Linked DNA regions of Mus musculus: region 1 is linked to region 2. Evidence: chromatin loops called from intact Hi-C (ENCODE). Cell type or tissue: gastrocnemius. All regions are shown on one strand. Links, peaks and the distances in the headings refer to the core of each region. The heading gives the core; the rest is flanking DNA.

The links. Peaks named below come from ENCODE experiments on the same cell type or tissue, not always from the same donor. Only the 100,000 strongest peaks of a DNase experiment are listed, where the experiment ranks them.
Region 1: a loop joins it to region 2, with 2.1 times the contacts of the local background. A loop is called at or near these places in 10 of 42 quality-filtered maps.

Annotation. Positions count from the first base shown.
Region 1 is chr7:35,858,394-35,861,308 of GRCm38, forward strand. No RefSeq gene overlaps it. Among named protein-coding and RNA genes, the nearest start is that of Zfp507, 57 kb to the left of the region's middle. In gastrocnemius, for the core only: a CTCF peak has its summit at 1,413 (motif pointing left); a DNase peak (open chromatin) is centred at 1,417.
Region 2 is chr7:35,685,659-35,688,573 of GRCm38, forward strand. It overlaps Dpy19l3 (dpy-19-like 3 (C. elegans)), which reads right to left. Exons shown (of 19, transcript NM_178704.3): 19 at 1-2,915. Among named protein-coding and RNA genes, the nearest start is that of Gm42379, 27 kb to the left of the region's middle. In gastrocnemius, for the core only: a CTCF peak has its summit at 1,273 (motif pointing right); DNase peaks (open chromatin) are centred at 1,018, 1,271 and 1,781; H3K4me3 peaks cover 1,458 bases; H3K27ac peaks cover 1,159 bases.

The DNA of each region.
Region 1 (2,915 bases), core at 179-2,678, 170 kb after region 2:
CACAGACATTCTAGATATGCTAAGTATCTGGTTCACCGGAACAGGCAGAGAACTGAAATCTTAGGAGAGAAAAGCTGAACTTTGTGAATTGTTAAATTTTGTATGAAAGCTTTAGATCCTTGTAATTCCCATGGAGCAGTCTTATCCTCTCCATTTCCCAGCTTGAAAAACCGAGGGTCAGAGAGACTGTGGGAAGGCTCAGAAGGAACACAGTAGCCCAGGCCTCCCCAGCTTGGTGTCCTTTATGCTAACACTGCCAGGAGAAAGCTGCCCTAATGCCAGATGACTACAGGGGCACTGGAAGAGACCTACACGTTGCCTTTAGCATAAAACCTAACTTGAGTTTTTTTCAAGAACATTCAATTATGGGCCTTTCACAGGTCAGGGATCTGAGGTTGCATGAAATTCCCCAGAGCAACCTTCACAGCTAATAAGTGAGGCTAGGATCCTTCCGTTAGTGAGTATTTATTTCACAAGCTGAGGGCTCTCTCTGGACGTTTGTGCACATGCGTGTTCTTATTGTTCTTGATCACATCCACTGCTCTTTGCTTCTGTTGCCTTCCTCCCTCTTTCCTCGTCTGGGAGTCCATGTTTTACTTTCATGTTGCCCTGACATCATCCTGTACAGAAAGGAGGAACACTCGCGTGCGCGCGCACACACACACACACACACACACACACACACACACACACACACACGTTGCATCTCTTAGTAAGACTGGCTTATTTCACTTAACACGATGACCTCCAGTTCCATCCATCTCTGAGCAAGCAATTACATTCATTATACATGAATAACACTCCATCGTGTGTGTGTGTGTGTGTGTGTGTGTGTGTGTGTATGTGTGTGTGTAGTTAGCACTTCCTTTATCTGTTGGTCCTCCAGTGATGGGCATTGACATTCATGGGTCTGCAGGGACCTTCCTAGTAATCTGCCTTTGGCTCTTTGGCTTGTGTACCCTGGAGTGTCCTAGCTTGACCCTATGTGAATTCTATCTTTAATATTTTGAAGAGCCTCTGGACTGATTTGCACACTGGTTGTACTCGGTCATATTCCTGCCATTTACAAAGGAACCTCTGGCTGTCTACCCATGGTCCACATCTACTCCTTTAGTTGAATCTTAGCAGCAGAAATAAATGACCTATACAGAAGTGTGGTCTTGTTGTTGGAAACACAAATTGGAAGCCCTGATTTTTGTCTACTGAAGGTGAACATGTGACCTCAGATTTCTCTTCCTGCAGAGAAACTCAACAGAAACGTCTGCACATGTGCCAGAATGTTTATGATTAACCTAAAAGAGGCTAGAAAGATGGCTCCGTGGTTAAAAACACTGGCTGCTCTTCCAGAGGACCTGAGTTTGATTCTCACAGCCATCTGTAACTCTAGTTCCATAGGTTTCTGATGCCCTCTTCTGGCCTCCACGGGTACTGCATGGACAGGTTGAACCCATGCTGGCAAAAGATACATGTAAGATAGAAGTAAATAAATCTTTTAAAAATAAGTATTAAAAAATACCAAAAGATCCTCATGAAAAGACTGGATATATAAGCTACAGGGTATTCATATAAAGGATTATTAAATGTCAAGAAAAATGAAGGAACTAGTTTATTGAGTGACTCTTTTTTATTCATTGAGAATTTTACACACACATATATATAATGTGTTTGGCTCAACACCCTAACTCCTTCACCTCTTTAGAAAGAAATCTAGGCTCTGTGGCATTCACTGTGAAACTCCATACATATAAAAATCCCCCAACTAAGAAAAGCTTGAAGTGTGTTGTTAGACATTGGGACAGTAACTACAGGGTGAAGGCACAACTGTCAGGGGCACAAAAGAGATACTGTTCTACTTCCTAGTTTCAATAATAGTCACTTGAATGTACTTACTTTGGGAAAACAAATTTAGGATGCACTCTGCCCATATGGTAAAAACAAAACAAAACAAAACAACAACAACAACCCCAAATGAACAGACAGATCAGTGGTTGAGAGCACTTGCTGATCTGGCAAAGGACCTGAGTCCTAGCCCCTACATGGCAGCTCATGACCATCTGTAACTCCACTTCCAGGTGACACAATACCCCCTTCTAGCCTCTGAGGGCCCTATGCATGCATAAGTTACACACACATACATGTGGACTGTCTTAGTTAGGGTATCTATTACTATGATGAAAAATCGTGATCGAAGGCAACTTGGGGAGGAAAGGGGTTCACTTACACTTCCATATTACAGTTCCTCATCAAAGGAAGTCAGGACAGGAAATCAAACAGAGCAGGAACCTGCAGGCAGGAGCTGATGCAGTGGCCATCGAGGGGTGCTGCTTACTGACTTGCTCCTCATGGCTTGCTCAGTCTGCTTTCTTATAGAACCCAGGACCACCAGCCCAGGGCTGACACTACCCACAGTGGGCTGGGCCTCCCTCATCAATCACTAATTAAGAAAATGCACTATAGCTTTGTCCACAGGTCAATCTAGTCAGGGCATTTTTTTTTTCAATGCTCTTTTTCCCAAAATGAGTTGGTCTTGTTTCAGGTTGATATAAAACTAACCAGCACATGGGCAGAACACTTATATTAATAAAACAAAAAATAAGTATATCCTAAGAAAAGGAATGATAAGTGGTCCATTGTTAAGACAATGGTGCCTTGAGTCAGCTTAAGGCCGGTTACAGAGGAAAAGAAGATGCTGTCCCTGCTGTCATCCACTGGTCAAGCTCTCCCAACAAAACTAAGGTTAGAAGAGAAATGTATCAACATTTGCACAGCAACCTGCAGACGTGACGCGGTTACTCATTTACTGACCCTTAAAAACAAACAGGACATAAAATGCAGAGAGAACCTATGTACAGCCTGTGCTGAGATAAATGTAAGAGGCAGGTGATGCGTGTGGCTGTGGCTTCGTTATTCAGCCA
Region 2 (2,915 bases), core at 312-2,811:
CTTCCAGCTTAGATGTTAGAGGTGGGATGGGCACATAGATACTTGTATGAAGGAATTTAAGCTCACTCATCTTCATTTTAATCCCTCCAGTACCTAATAATTTTTCTGATCAAATTTTTATTTAAAAGTAAAGGACTTCCTTTTATTTTTCATTATTTGTCTGTATACGACGAAGGCATTGGGTGGGTCCCTTGGAGCCAGAGCTATAGGCAGTTGTGAGCTGACAGACGTGGGTGCTGAGACCCAAGCTATACAAGTGATATACACACTGAACCATCTCTGCAGACATGATCAAGTTAAATTTAAAAGCAATTTTGATGAGCAACCCACCTTGTAAAGCATTTGATTTCAATTTCTGCATAATTATCTCTTTTTCTGTCTGTCTGCTGAAGTGCTAGGAACACCAGGCAAACATTATACTCTCAAGCCACACCCTTGGCCCTTTTGTGGTTGGGGCTCTAAACTCACAATCAGCAGCAGAAGGTGCACCCAGACATCTGAGGTGGGCTACCACTGACTGGAGCTCGGTATCAGGAGTGGAAACACAAGGCAGTGGCCGGCCACCTGCGGGACTGCAGCAGGCGGCTCCCAAGAGGGCTGGAGACTCGAGGCTCCGTGGACTCAGAAGTGGAGTTAATTAAGAGCACTTCTGTTGTACTTGGAGGTTCTTCTGGGAACTCAGAAGCAGAGCCTCGAGCTTGTTCTATCCAGAGTCACAGCTGAACACTATTACCAACAGTCCCCAGGGCCCGCACTGCAGAAAGTGAGGGCTACAGGCACTGGCTCCTGCTTGCACAGTGTGGGGGCTGTGGCCAAGGGTGGATCTGTTTTCCTCCTGTGTGTTCAAAGACAAGGTCATAAGCTAGACTCCTCACCACAGCTAAAACGATCAAATGTTATTTGCTGAAAGATCTGGTTCCCGAGAGCGTCGGGAGCCATTTGTCTGCTTCTGGGAAAGTCGGCCTGCCAGGCAGAGTCAGGGCAGGTCGGCGTCTGCTGGCAGGTTTCCTGGCCTGGGAAGAGGGGCTGAACGTTCTGTTAAATTTATAGAAAGGAGCAGGGAGGCTTCCTGATGGGAACAAACCTAGCATATGACCTTGTTTCCCACCGCGCTGTAAAGCATAAAAAGACCAAGAACCGTAAACTCAAGTCTGACGTGGTAGTGATCTGCAGCCTTCCCAATTCTAACTCCTGTCTCTGAGTCTTCTTTCCGGCTTTCCCAGGATCATCCTCACTCCCTCCTCAGAGGACTGTTCCACTTCCCACCGGCAGGTGGCGCTCAAACAGGGACGCTCTGAGAGTTTGGGGATCAAGTGGTGGACACCCCAGAAAAAGCAAGTGCTCAGAAAAGGCGAATGTGCGGTGAGACTCTCTCAGGAGCAAAGACAGGATGGAGTAGATAAGGGCGCTCAGGAAAAGTAAAGGAACTCGAAAAAAGTGAAAACACAAGAAAAAAGAAACAAAAATGGGAAATGGAAACGGCCCTATGCTTTCTATACAAATGCTTAAGAAACTGCTCCACACTCGTGGGGCTAAAGAAGGGCAACGGCAACCACCTGACTTCTTAGCTTTTGTGGGGGGGGGGTTGTCCTTGGTTTCCTGAGGAAGGTACAGTAAATCTAGCTGTGGCTCCGTGTATCAGGTTATTTTGGGTTTGTACTAGAATCCACGTGTAAGACACTAAGGGACCATGCCCTCATTTGGTTCTGATTGGTAAATAAAGTTTCCGGCAGCCAATGGCTGGGCAGGATAGACAGAGGCGGGACCTTTAGGATTCCCGGGTGAGGGACTGAGGGAAAGGAAGGAGATCCGCAATGGCAGGAGAGGTGGGGGAGGGAAGCTGCCGTGCCTGAGAGGGTGCAGGGCAGAGAGCATAGCGGCCATCGGGGAGAGCGGCCCTATGAGGGTTGCCTTACAGCAGCAAAGATGGAATATAGGATTTAGTAAGAAATAACTTGGGAATATCAGAGGGAGGTGGATGAGCCATGTGGAGCTTAGGAAGTGGCCTAGTCATTGATCTGTTTTAGGCATTACCAAAACATAAAGGCTGTGCCTGTCTTTCATTTGGGAACCCAGAACATTTGGGGCAGGCATTGAGGAGGCACCGCCGCTGGGATCAAAAATGGGTTACAGGGAAGCAGCACCCATCCAGGATGCTCTGGCAAAGCCAAGGTGCCTGCTCTTGCAGTCTGGCCTCTGAATACTGAAGCAGTGTCTGAGCCACCATGCCCGGAGGAGGAGACGATGATAACGACTGAGCAGCTGGAAGAGGAAGCGGCTAAATATCATAGGGAGGAGAATTCTTTGCCACTTATTGCCTCTGAAGAACTCAAGATTCCTTTCAAGGACAAGTTAGTTACAGAGAAAATCCAACAGCTGCAAAATGCTTTTACTTTGCTGTCTGTGCAAGTGCAGAAATTACAGGCTTGCCAAGCTCAAGGGGAAATCTTGGGACCATCAGAGTGGATTCCTAAGCTGAGAGCCAGTAAAACCCCATGTGTCGAAGCTGGACTGGACCCTCCTTCTGAGGTGGAGTTGCAGCACTGGTGAGAAAGCCATCTGACCCTGAAAGAGGCTACCAGAAGAAGAGCTGATGTCCAGAGATTTCAGTCTATATTATCAGTTATAGAACAAGGTAATGGAGTCAGAGTTTATCAGCCTCTTCCGTTTAAACAGTTAAAGGAATTAAAAACTGCTTGTGCACAGTATGGGCACAGTCCCATTTACGCAGGCTACGCGTAAATGGTCCACCGAGGCCCTCCCTCCTGGGGATTGGTAACAACTGGCAAGGGTGTGCTTGTTTGCCGGAGTAGATTTTTTATTATGGAAATCAGAATTTGCTGAGCAGTGTCAAAACACTGCTGAGATCAATCAAGCACAGCCGATAGGTTTCAGATGCTAGCAGGAGAGGGGCG